2 separate regions of the Homo sapiens genome follow, and region 2 is linked to region 1. A link is a contact called in ENCODE Hi-C or POLR2A ChIA-PET data. All regions are on one chromosome and are shown on one strand. The core of a region is the stretch at or near the end of the contact, and the rest is flanking DNA. Distances in the headings are between cores, read along the strand shown.

The links. A loop is a pair of places that touch in the nucleus more often than their neighbours do. ChIA-PET counts read pairs that join two places held with the same protein, here RNA polymerase II (POLR2A). Pooled maps may share reads with other maps.
Region 2: a pooled map shows a loop between it and region 1 (3-fold over the local background). The contact joins two enhancer-like sites. A Hi-C loop is called at or near these places in 4 of 168 maps with a recorded cell type or tissue (CD4-positive, alpha-beta memory T cell, CD8-positive, alpha-beta T cell and naive thymus-derived CD4-positive, alpha-beta T cell), 1 of 37 single-sample maps with no recorded cell type and 10 of 50 pooled maps. POLR2A ChIA-PET finds 5 or more read pairs at or near these places in 8 of 52 experiments (CD4-positive, alpha-beta T cell, CD4-positive, alpha-beta memory T cell, activated CD4-positive, alpha-beta memory T cell and 4 more).

Annotation. Positions count from the first base shown.
Region 1 is chr2:148,506,267-148,512,509 of GRCh38, reverse strand. MBD5 (methyl-CpG binding domain protein 5) reads right to left here. Exons shown (of 14, transcript NM_001378120.1): 13 at 2,375-2,450. Among named protein-coding and RNA genes, the nearest start is that of EPC2, 140 kb to the left of the region's middle. Within about 2 kb of position 2,934, at least 6 of the 41 ENCODE cell types and tissues checked have a DNase peak (open chromatin) inside an H3K27ac peak, as active enhancers do.
Region 2 is chr2:148,541,714-148,547,956 of GRCh38, reverse strand. No RefSeq gene overlaps it. Among named protein-coding and RNA genes, the nearest start is that of EPC2, 100 kb to the left of the region's middle. RefSeq lists a silencer at 4,956-5,149. Within about 2 kb of position 2,321, at least 2 of the 41 ENCODE cell types and tissues checked have a DNase peak (open chromatin) inside an H3K27ac peak, as active enhancers do.

The DNA of each region.
Region 1 (6,243 bases), core at 1,685-4,184:
CACCAATTTCACTACAGCCTGGAAGAATGAATAATTACACACCAAACATGCCCCTTTTTTTCCCTCACTTTGTTACCCTACTTATTTTACAATGACTAGGAAGGGTCACAAATTATAATAACATGCACACATAGCTCAGCCCAAGGATGTTTGTTCATAAGAAGAATCAAAATGGAAAAGAGAATACCACTATCATCTGTTGGCAGATCTGAAATTGTGTAGTCTGGGAGGAGCAGTTAATACAACTCACCTTTCTTTATGTGCTAATGCAGGAACTAGCAACATTTAGTGCTGTTCATCAGATTGAGCAGTGGCTGAGCAGCATTAGATAGCAGGTATAATTTGGAGGAGGGAGTGATCAAATTGTCTTGTAGCTATTGGTGGAAAGGAGCAAGGTCCAAGACCTAGGAGAGGAGGGATGAACCCAAGGCAATGGTGTAGCAAATGCTTAATCAGCATTTCGACACAAGTCCATTTTAGCATTTTGCCAGTTTCTGTGGTGTAAAACTTTTACCCTGGCCAACCTTATGTCACAGGACTTAGAATTAGGAAGAGATGAGTACAATCGCCTCTCCGGATCCACTACAAGTTGGCTCAATTACATGCTTAAAAATAATGTTTAGACAGCAGCAAAGGGCAATGCTATCCAGACTCAAATGCAGAATGCTTTTAAAAAATAATATTTAAAAATTTTAAATAATGTTTATGGGTTTTTCAATCTGCCTATTCCTCCTAATCTTCTCCATACACATTTTTTAAAACAACTATTCTGTAGTAAAGAGCCAAAACTTTTTATAACTGAGGAAAGAAACTTTTTATAACTGAGACTGCAAACTAGTAATCTGTGGACCAAATGTGGCTGAAATGGTATTTTGTTTAGCCATATGGCACTTTAATATTTTTTAAAACAGTTGTCAACCCATAAAAATGAGAAAATTTACTTCTAGACTTCTAGTTTTATATGAAAAATGGAAAGATCTTGCAACATGAACACAATTTCCCAGATGTCTAAGATCTGCTGGAGCATGGAAGGAATGCCTTCTGGAGAGAGCACATGACTCCCAGGTTGCCCTGATCCTTATTACTCTCAACTACCTGATTTCCACCAGGACCAAATGTCCCGAGGCAGAGCCTAGAGAGATGATGGCCAAACTCATTTTCTCTTTTTCCTGGGCAGGCACATTCTATGTTCTATTTCCTATTCTACTTGAGTTAAGAAGGCCATATGATTAGGTCAGGTCAGTGGAAAGTCAACAGAATGAGCTTCCAGGTCTGGCTCATAAAACCTATGCTGGCAGTATTCTTAGCACGCTCTTTTCTTTTACCTTCAAGGCAAAATGCAAAGGATATAATGGAGCACTCTGAGGTCCTAAGAGAGGTGGTCACTAGATACAGAAAGAATCTGTGCCCTGGTGTGGAGCAACCCTTCCTCAACCAGCACCAGACTCAAGTGGGTAATGGCTTATACTGTGCTGAGCCTCTAGATTGGTAGCCTACCCTAACCCATGGATCTTCACTGGCATTTCTCATCCATTCCAACTGCTGTCATACCTGGCCCACTTTACTTACTGATATAATTTGCCTGGCCCTAGAAAACATTTGAGTTTATAATCCCCAATCTAGATCTTTCCTATAATTTTATCAGGAAATTTAATGTCTCAGGGCTTCAATTCACCCATCTGCGAAATGATGGTTTGGTTGGATTACAAAATCTCTAAAACCTATACTAATCCCATCATTCAATTGTCATTGGATGGTTTGTTGGGATTCAGATAACCTTGTAACATAAGGTCAAATAAAAGAAATTATTTTTCATGCTAAATAGCCTTAGACAATTCACATTTTTAACAGATTACCAAAATTATATTTTAAGTATTTACATCAGTCAATATGTGAACTGGAGCATAACGATTAAACTTCTCACACTCAATGCTATTATATGCACAGTTCAATAAAAATGGGATATGAGAGGTCTATATACTCTTGATCTTGACCCCACTGTCTTTTTGGTTCAATGGACAGAACAAAGTTTGCATTACTACATATATAAGCAACAGTAATGGCCATGGCCATTCACAGAGTCAAGTGCAGAAAGCTGTGGTTTGAACTTCAATATTTTGCTGCTCATATTTTAAACGAACGTTATGTGGCAAAACAAAATTACTTATCTCAGGAAGAAAGACATAGTTAATGTGGTAGGTTTCTTTTTCTTAAATGACTTTGAATCTTTTCTAATATTTGTCTTTTTTTTCTAGGCTAGTAATTTAGTATTGCTATGTGAGTTGTTTGACAATACTCAAGAGACTTTACCAAAAAGTGTAACACAATTTATTTTCAAAGAAACGTAGTATAATGGAAAAATAAATTAACTTACAGTCCCAGACATTTTGTCCAGTTCACTCATGGCCTCATGAATAGCAGCTTCTAAATGGTTATTTAGCTTTCCACTTCTGGAATTAATGAAAACAACACACCAGATTAAAAAATTAAAGAAACAAAACTCAATTTAATTTCCTAATCAGAAAACAAAAGTACCAATTCCACGAGAGAAAGCCAATTTATACTCGCGTTTGGAAAATTCAGATGACAAAACATCACTCTGGGATTCTTATCACTGAATACTAATGATTAAAGTCACAGAACTACTAAAAAAAGTTGAACAGATTGTGGGGCGGGGAGATGGACTTTTTCCTCTTCCACATGCTTCTTCCACAATCTGGTGATTTGGGAAGAAAGTTGGGCCACGGGTTCCCTCTCCCAGAGACGCCCCTCATGCTCCCTGGCTCCAGCCGGCCCTGTGTTGCTTCTTGTTTCTTTCTCAGTCAGCCTGACTGTGTGATCAGAGGAAGGGCGGAGGGGCTGAACTGCAGGCTCTGGCCACTAGGGAGCTCCCTCTGTCCTCTCTGGAGCGTCCTGGCTCTGGAGTTGAGCAAGTGAAGGCTGAAATGCCGGTGCGTGTTCCGGGGTGGGAAACAGCTTAACTCTGACGCACCTGAGGCTCCGGAGCCTGCCCCCCAGGGCCAAAAGCCAAAATGAGGTAACTATTTGAACAGATAAAGAATGACGGCCTCAGGGTGCCTATCACTTCTCTGACCTTTTCTCTCCACTTAGCATTCCATTACACATGTTTGGCCCGAATAACACACACGGTGCATCTGCCATTTTTGAAGCTTAGATCTATGAAGCTGTTGAACTAAAATCAGGTAAATCCATGCTACCCACCTCTGTGGTTATGTACACTTTGCCCATCCTGACTGTTAACTTGTTTTTCCTCCTTTATGCAATAAATAATTACTCATTTTTTCCAAGTGCTAAGGTGATTCTTTTCATTTACCCTGTCATGACAATTACTAGAAAAGCTGCTGGAGGTAACGTTTTCATAACAGGTGGTTAGCATGGGTTTCCATGAGTTAAGTCCTATCTTAGCATCTACCATGGAGACTGGAAATTTGCAGTCGTGGGAGAGTTTGGCTTACTGTTGTATTTAGTTTGGTTAGCATAGTGTTTTGAAACATTTTTGAACTTTAGTTCAGTTTACCATAGCTTTCCCTAGGTTTTTTCCTCACACACCAGGACTGGACAATGCATACATTGAGTTTCTGTCTACACTTTGAGAACTCCGAGTTTTCCACCCCTGAGTTCTATAGTGCTAGACATACCATAGATGCTCTATGTATTTGCTAAATAAAAATATTTGTCAAAGGTGGCCCAGATGGTCCTATGTTTCAAAAAATATATACGTACTTAGGTCAGTTTAACTGAAGGGAAAAATTAGTGTATTGGTTTTAACCAAATTATAAGGGGAATATGGCATCAACCCCTACCTTTTGCTGCCCTGTAAGCTAGTCTTTAGCTTTTATATTTTTGTCATTTATTTTTAGAAATTTTAAAATGCAGAGGAGTACATAGGATAAAATAAACCTAATATATTCCCCCGCTGGAAGGAAATGTTAATAAATTCCTTTAAGTCTTTTATATTAAAAAAATAAAGCTGGAGTTCCCTGTTACCTATCCTGGTCCCATTTTCCCTCACCTTCCCCCCTCAACTTTTAGTCTGCTTTTATACTTTAATCTAGTATTGTTTTATGTGTGTTTTTTTTTAAACACACACACAAAAGGTGTCATGATATACATACTTCTCTTTTTTCTCCTTATAACTGTTTTAAATACCATCTAGTTTGTATAATCTATTCATTCCTTCTAACTGGTATATAAGAAGTTTTTTTATTATGTATGTACTGTCTTCCTTTTACCTACCCATTCCAGTTTCAAGGGGCCCTGGTCATCTCATGGAGTCAGTCTCAGTTGTTTTCCTAATGAGGTGTCTGCCAAGCAAGCTCCTGGGAGCACTCTGCAAGGCCACCTAGGGTTTGCTGAGGCTGGGCTGGGGCCCCTTTTGCAGGCTGCTTGGCAAGGGTTCTGACAGTATTATCATTGCCACGTTGCCTGACAATATCGCACTGTGTGTAATGTGTTAAATAAATTTATCCTCACTATTTCTTTTGTATGAACATAAGTTTGACGTATTAACAAGTTTTATAAGACATTTATTTATTATAAATTTTGATTAAAATATCTTAGGAGTTTAAAATTGACTATATAAAGTTCCAAATATTTAAAATGAAGTTACAATGTTTTAATGAAAAACCTCCAGAGAACCTTGGTTCTCTCACATTTAATCTTAGTAAAAGAAATACCTGTTATTTATTAAAAAATGTCTATGTGCCAAGAATTTTTTTTTTTTTTTTTTGAGACGGAGTCTTGCTCTGTCGCCCAGGCTGGAGTGCAGTGGCGCAGTCTCGGCTCACTGCAAGCTCCGCCTCCCGGGTTCACGCCATTCTCCTGTCTCAGCCCCCTCGAGTAGCTGGGACTACAGGCACCCGCCACCGCGCCCGGCTAATTTTTTGTATTTTTAGTAGAGACGGGGTTTCACCGTGTTAGCCAGGATGGTCTCGATCTCCTGACCTCGTGATCTGCCCGCCTCGGCCTCCCAAAGTGCTGGGATTACAGGCGTGAGCCACCGCGCCCGGCCCAAGTATTGTATTAAAACTCTATATACATTATCTCATTTAATCCTTACAATAATTTGATGGAATAGGTATTATGACAACTGTTTGTATGTGATACTTCATGACTTTTTAAGAATTGGTGAAATTAATTCTAATTTTGTAATGAAGAAAATGGATATTTGACTATAGTTTTCAAAAGTGATAGTCATGGGTAAAAGATTTTTACCTAACCATGAAAAATTGCAATAACAATTACCATTCAAGCACAAAAACGATTCAGCATTACTTGTTGGAAAAAACAATTTCATGAGTTTTGTCATCTCATTCTTCAAGATATTTAAAATATTTGTAAACACCTTGCATTAATTCAAGCTAAATTAGTATAATGTTTCACCTTTAACACAACTTAGTAGTTAATAGAGGGAGAAATGACTACTTTTGGAAGAGAAAATAAATACATAGATGTGGGGCATGAAATTATTTGTATATATCATGAGATTTGAGAGGTAAAGAGAGACTCTCCCAGATGTCATATCTGCAGACCAGCTACTGGTCAGGTCAGGGAAGAATGAACTTAAAAGAGGAAGAAAAAGCTCTATGAATTCAAGAAATGAACAATTAGTCAAAATTCAGTCTTTCAGTCCAGAGGGCCTCCCTGTGGAGTTTCTTCTACTATTTTCTATTCCCTGCTGACATTTAATAATAAACATTTTTACTAATGGACACTCTAAAACCTACTTGATTAAGTAATAGATGTTCATATAATCACATTTCTAATTATTAATGGAGATAATTGCCACTTCTCAACTTCATTGCCTACACTGTCACACATTATCTTTATCTTCACTAATTTTTTAAAAAGCCAGGTACACCTCTATGAGTAGTACAAGAAATAGAAGGGAAATGAGAAATTGCAAGTTGTTCTACACTGTCAGTTCAGAGTTTAAGTGACTCACTTCATACAGTATGTAACAAATTTGGGTGAGACCTAAAAGTCAAAAACCCTGAGCTCTGAAACTGAATCCATGGGGAATGTATGCAGATCTCAGGAAATTTAACATGGTAAGTATCATTCCTTGGTTTTAAAGTGAAAATGTGATTTACTTAATCACTTTATTGTTTTCCAGCTTCACAAAAAATCAGGTTTCCCAAGAAATGTATACGTACATATAGACAGAAGATTTGCTCCTCGCTTAAATGAAAACTATAACATATGTAAAAGCTGTGGAATTTT
Region 2 (6,243 bases), core at 1,072-3,571, 36 kb before region 1:
TACCATCCACCTTGGCATTGTCTGTCCTGGAGCTATTTGTTTGCTCATGTACAGCCAGGGGCTGACTGTCTTCTAAACTTATCCCCACACCCATGTCTTTGCTGTCCTCCCATGAAATGCCTGCCACTCAAGAAGCTGCCCTTGAAGAAAGGGGGCTTCTAGGGAGGGAGCTTCTAGGGAGGTGGCTTCTAGGGAGGGGGATTCTAGAGAGGGGGATTCTAGGGCCACTCTCCCTTCAAGGGCTACTTCTGGGTCTCTTGACATCTACCCACCATGCCCTCCACAGTACTGACGTCTTCTTTCTCTGAATTCCAGTGGCCCACTGCCCAGTTCCATGGCACTGATTTCTGCCTTAGAGTTGCTAATGTGTGTCTACGGATGAGTCTTGGCCATACCTTGCAGTAGCAGGAGCCTCATAAATGGTAAAGCTTCACTGTGAGTGCAGCACTCAGGCCCAGAGTGTGAGGGAGAGCACTTCAGCCTCCAAACATGCAGCACATGAACCCCACGCCCCGCCCCACCTCCGCCTCCCAAGGCTCATGTTCAGCCTCCTTGTTCGGGTCTGGAACCATCAGATGCATTGGTTGTGCTGGCTAGGGTCGACCTTGGAGACGCCAGGCCGGAGTGCTGGATGGCAACCACCTGGGTGGGCTCACCTGGTTGTGCCAAGTTGAGAGCGAAGGATTTGATGTCCTCTAGCAGCAGAGAAATGGCGATCACAAGATGGAAAAGAACCCAGGGAGGCCTTGCGTTCACTATAGCTCTCACTTGGATTCATTAGACAAATGAAAAATTAGCTTTTTTTCATTCTCTGTCACTTGGCCACTGTATTCACTGTTTCCAGTCCTGCCACTCCCTCTCTTGCCCCTGCCAGCATGGAGGAGTTTTAGCTCCTCCATGTAGGCAGTCATTCATTTATTCAGCTGCCTGTGTCCTCACATGGCTGTCTTCTTAGAAGGACACTAGTAGCATTGGATCAGGGGCCCACCGTACTCCAGTACAACTTCTTAACTATGTCTGCAAGTTTACAAATAACACCACACTTTGAGGTACCAGGGATTAGGATGTCAACATATCTTTTTAAGGGGATGTCATTCAACTATAACATCACTGGATCTGGGAGAAATTGGGGTTAGGGCTAAAGATGGGTATGCCCTCTGAGCTATTAGTGCAACAGCAAGGAGATCCAGGGATAGCCACAAAATCCCTTGAGAGTGGAAATATTTTCAGAAAACAGACAAACAATAAGGGCACAGGTTAGGAAGAAAATAAGAGCAAAGAGTGAGGAAGTAGCGCAAGAATGAGGAGATGGGAGGTTGAGGGAAGGAGGGGTGCACCTGAGCCCAGGAAGACTCATGGGCAGTGAGGAACATGGGGGAGGAGGGCTGGGAGCACCTTCTGGAGGGCAGGAAACCACAGACTCTGTGTAGGAAATCTGGTTATTGTGGGTAACTATTTAGGAGTTCATTAAGCAACTTCCTGCCTGAGGCTGGAAGGGCAGTGGGTGTTCTGCTCAGCCAGCTGATGGTCTTGCTTCATGTGGCTTAGAAGTGGATGAGCACATGGGAGAAGCCAGGGTTATGGCATTTGGAGCCATATCCCTGAGCTGTGGTCCCAAGTCCAGGCTAACAGACACCCCAGCAAGGGGACTGGTAGAACTGCCTGGGGGGTGTGGAGCTGCTTCCTGTGGGAGCTGAGCCCAGGCCCTGGCTAGATACTGCCCACTCATACACCCTAAGGAAAGCAGGTACAGCTCCAAGCTCCCTCGGATCCAGAAGGAAACACCATTCCCGGCAGCCATCTATAGTATAATCCCCAAGATCATCCTACCGATCTCTGTCCCCAGGGGACTCTGCTGTGGGTCCAGCAGAGAATGAATGGGTTGGAGTGGGTAGAGCAGGTTGCTCTGTCTGGGGCTCTAGGGAACCATGTGTCTCCTCCTTCCAGGCACAGTGCTGGGCACTGGCATAAATCCTTGTTCCACACTGGCCCGTTCTTCAGGGTCATCCCTCAGCAAATTTGGAAAGGAGGTGAAGGTTCCCCCACACGCCTGGTCCCCCAGCATTCTAGGGTAGCACACTAGACTTCCAGGTCCTGGCCATGGGTCTCCACAGCTCTGAACCTCTCATGTCCCCAGCAGTGTCAAGTGCCTTGCCTTGGGTTCTATTTTATTTCTTAATAGATGACAACTATTGAACTTGATAAGCCAATCAGAACAATGTTGGAAAACACCTATCATGTTACTAGATTGTTGTTCTCAATGGACTCCTTTAGTCAGAGATGTTGGTTGCCAACTGCAGGAAGTGACTAGGCAATTTAAGCAGAAATGTCACTTACTGGAAGGACAGGCAGCTCACAGCATGGACGGATGGGAAGGAACCACGTTGCTGTGGAAGCAGACAAGGCCAGGCTGAGCAGAGGTGGCTCCTGGGGGACCATCATCTTGGTGCCACCCTGGTGGCTCTGGACACTCAACACAACTGCCCTGGACTGGCCTTGGCAGAGGCACCCGTGGGTCATCTTCAGTGGCCCCAGGCCTTTGTGTCACTCCTTCAAGCTTGATGATTCGGGCTGCGGCACTTGATTGCAAGCCCCAGACCCAGCGTCCCTCTCTAGCTGCCTGGAATGGGAAAAGACCATGCATCCATTTGTTTCTGTAGTGAGGGAGGAGCCCTTTCTCCCCCACTGCCCCATCCCCACCACCTATTCTAGGATTTCTCCAAAATAGGACGAGTGTTCAATGTCGGCATCCCGAAAGAACAACTATCCAGTAAAGTAATATGTGTGTACATTCATAAGGGGGGCCTCCCACAACTCCCTAACTCAAAAGAGTGACTCTCATGGGGATTTCAGGCACCAAGACAGATGGACAGGGGAGACTTGCCTAATGTCATAGGCAGAAGCCCTGTGAGTAGAAGCTTACGTCTTCTGATTACAGATCCCAGTGCTGTGACCACACTGGCCGAATTAAGCACAGAGCTGATGCTCAAACCACATTTGCTAAATGAATGAATGAATTTTTGGGTCTTCCACTGCGTGATGATCTGCCTCAAATACATCAAGAAAAAAGGCAGGATAAAATGATCAATTAAAATAAATCTAATGGCCTTGGGGTAAGCTATCAAACCTTTTTGGATCTCTATTTCCTTATTTTGAAAGATAAGGACAAGACTGATCTCTAAGAACTTACCCTTGAATGCATTGCAGAAAGAAATTTTGTCACATATAAGAAAGTTGGAAATTTGAACACTGACTACATAATTTGAAGATGTTAAGAAATTACTTTTAATTAGTTTTGATTAATCACTTTTTAGGTGAGCTATGATTTTGTCTTAAAAAGAGTCTTTGTCTTTTAAAGTTACATGCTGAAATAATTTGTCTTTTAAAGTTACATGCATGAAATAAAGTTACATGCTGAAATGATATGATGTCTGGGATGTTTGTTTTGTTTTGAGACAGAGTCTTACTCTGACACCCAGGCTGGAGTGCAGTGGTACGATCTTGGCTCACTATAGCCTGGACCTCCTAGAGTCAAGCAGCAAACCTCTCACCTCAGCCTCCAAAGTAGCTGGGACTACAGGTGTGTGTCACCATGCCCAGCCAATTTTTGTTTGTTTGTAGACATGGGGTTTTGCCATGTTGCCCAGGCTGGGCTTGAACTCCTGGGCTCAAGAAATCTGCCTGCCTTGGCCTCCCGAAGTTCTGGGATTATAGGCCTGAGCCACTGTGCCTGGCTGATATCTGAGATTTTAATACATTGGAGAGGAACGTGGGCAGGAAAATTGATTTAAAAAATAGGCTCTGAGTTGATAATTATTGAGACTGGATTATGTGTACAGGATGATCTGTTATGCTATTTTGTCCACTTTTTATATGTTTGAAAATTTCCATGATAAAGTGTTTAAAAAGTAAATAAAACAATATTTTTCTGTAGCCCTGTAGTGTCCATCACAGTCAGAGCTTGTACTGGGCCCTGGGATGGTCACCCAGAATCTCTTGCTCCTTTGCTGTTTCCTAAAATAACCGCTTGATTTCATGCAGGTGTCATCTCCTCACACACAGCCCTGTGTCTCAAGGGAAGGTGACCCATTCCCACCTCCAGCCCTGATTAGTCTCAGCCCATCAGAGTGAGCCCAACCTTCCTGCCGATGATTAGTTCTAGAAGGACGCGGCATAGAAGGAGAGGTTTGGTGGGTCTCTGAGAACTGTTCTCCCTACTCTCCTACTCAGCTAGACAGGAGGGAGAAAGGAGGTGGCCTCAGGTACCACCAGCAACCATGCTGCAACCTGGAAGAAAACCAGCTTCAGGATGAAGCCAATGTGCTAAGCAGCAGAGCAGAAAGCTGGGAGAAGCCCAAGTCCTCGGCAGCAGTGTTGAGCTGACAGATCAAACAACCCTGAAGGCCACCTTATCGCTCAATTCCCCTCAAGGATAAATTTTCATCCTTTTTTCTTTCTTTCTTTTTTTTTTTTTTTGAGGCAGAGTCTCACTCTGTTGCCCAGGCTAGAGTGCAGTGGTACAATCTCGGCTCACTGCAACCTCCACCTCCCGGATTCAAGCGATTCTCCTGTCTCAGTCTCCCGAGTAGCTGGGACTACAGGCTCCCAACACCACGCCTGGCTAATTTTTGTATTTTTCATAGAGATGGGTTTTATCATTTTGGCCAGGCTGATCTCAAACTCCTGACCTCAAGTGATAAGCCCAACTCAGCCTCCTATGTCATAAATTTTCATATCCTTCAAGCCACTGTGTTTTTTACAACAAAGAGATAAATCTTTGTAAGTAACCAAGACTCTTCTAACAAACCCAAGGCTGAGTGAGCATTCTCCCTAACTGGTGGAATGAGCTATTAAACCTTTTTGGATCTCCGTTTCCTTATTTTGAGAGAAAAGGGAGGGGACCCCGGATCCTGCAGTCACCCGTGTTGTTTGGAATGCAGGAGGCAGGCAGTGGTACGAGGGGTCTCTCAGAAGGTGGAAACATTGGCATACCCTGGCACCATTTCGACCCAGACAGTTTTTCCTAATGTCACACCATCCTGCTTTGAATGACATTAACTTGAAGTTCCGGACACAAGATTAAGTGTCACCTTCCAAGGGGCTGATAGGAAACTTGTGCCCGGCCTTTGCTGCTGTGGATTGCTGTGAGAATGAGACAAAGGAGGGAACCCTCTTAGAGGCCTAGCAGGCACCTCGCCATCGCCAAAAAACATGGAAACAAAGGAAACTCCTGGGTTTCCTCAAGGGGAATTCTAGGCACCTAGCTGGCCCTGAGAAGTAAGTAAGCAACTTGATAAGCAAGAAGGTAAATAGTAGGTTAAAAGAACAGCCAAGGAGCTAGAATCATGGGATGTTTGGTTCCCTCTAGAAATTAAAGAACGCATCTTAACACGTGCCCCCGAGTGGTTGTTTAGACACCCAGTCTCCTGCAGACTTTGTTTAGACACCCAGTCTCCTGCAGACTTTGCATCCACTGGCACAAAGACCTCAGATAAGGGGGAACTGAGGACTGAACTCTGACTACTGTCAATTTCTTCCTCAGGGCCCTGGAGGAGGTCACAACCCTAGGCCAGAACTAACACTCTTTCCTACTGATCCCAAGTTTATTTTATTATTTTATTTTTTTATCTTAGATAGAGTCTCACTCTATCGTCCAGGCTGGAGGGCAGTGGTGATCATAGCTCACTGCAGCCTCCAATTCCTGAGTTCAAGCAATCCTCCTGCCTCAACCTCCTGAGAGCTGTGATTATGAGTGTGAGCCGTTGCACCAATTTATATATGTATGTGTGTGTGTGTGTGTGTGTAGACAGGGTCTTGCTTTGTTGCCCAGGCTGCTGAGCTCAAATTTTTAGACAAAGCTTTGCCTCCTGAACCACTTGCAGATCAGAAAATCTTTGAATCCACCTCTGACCCTCTTTGAGATGTCAAGCCTTTTTAGGTCAAATCAGTGTATAACCTCCATGCACTGATTTATGACTTTGCCTGTAACCTCTGCCTCTTCGCTTTTAAAAACCCTTACCTGTAAGCCATCAGGGAGTTCAGGGAGTTAGCTGCCCAATTCTCCTTGTTTGGCGCCCTGCAATAAATGCCTCACTTTCTCTTGCTGCAATCCTGATACCAGTGTTTGGCTTTGCTGCAGCGGGTAAATGAACCCCAGTTTAGTTCAATAACAAATACCTATGGCACCCTTTCCCTGACAGAATATTCATAACAGAAATGACGCAAATCTATTTTTATTATCAT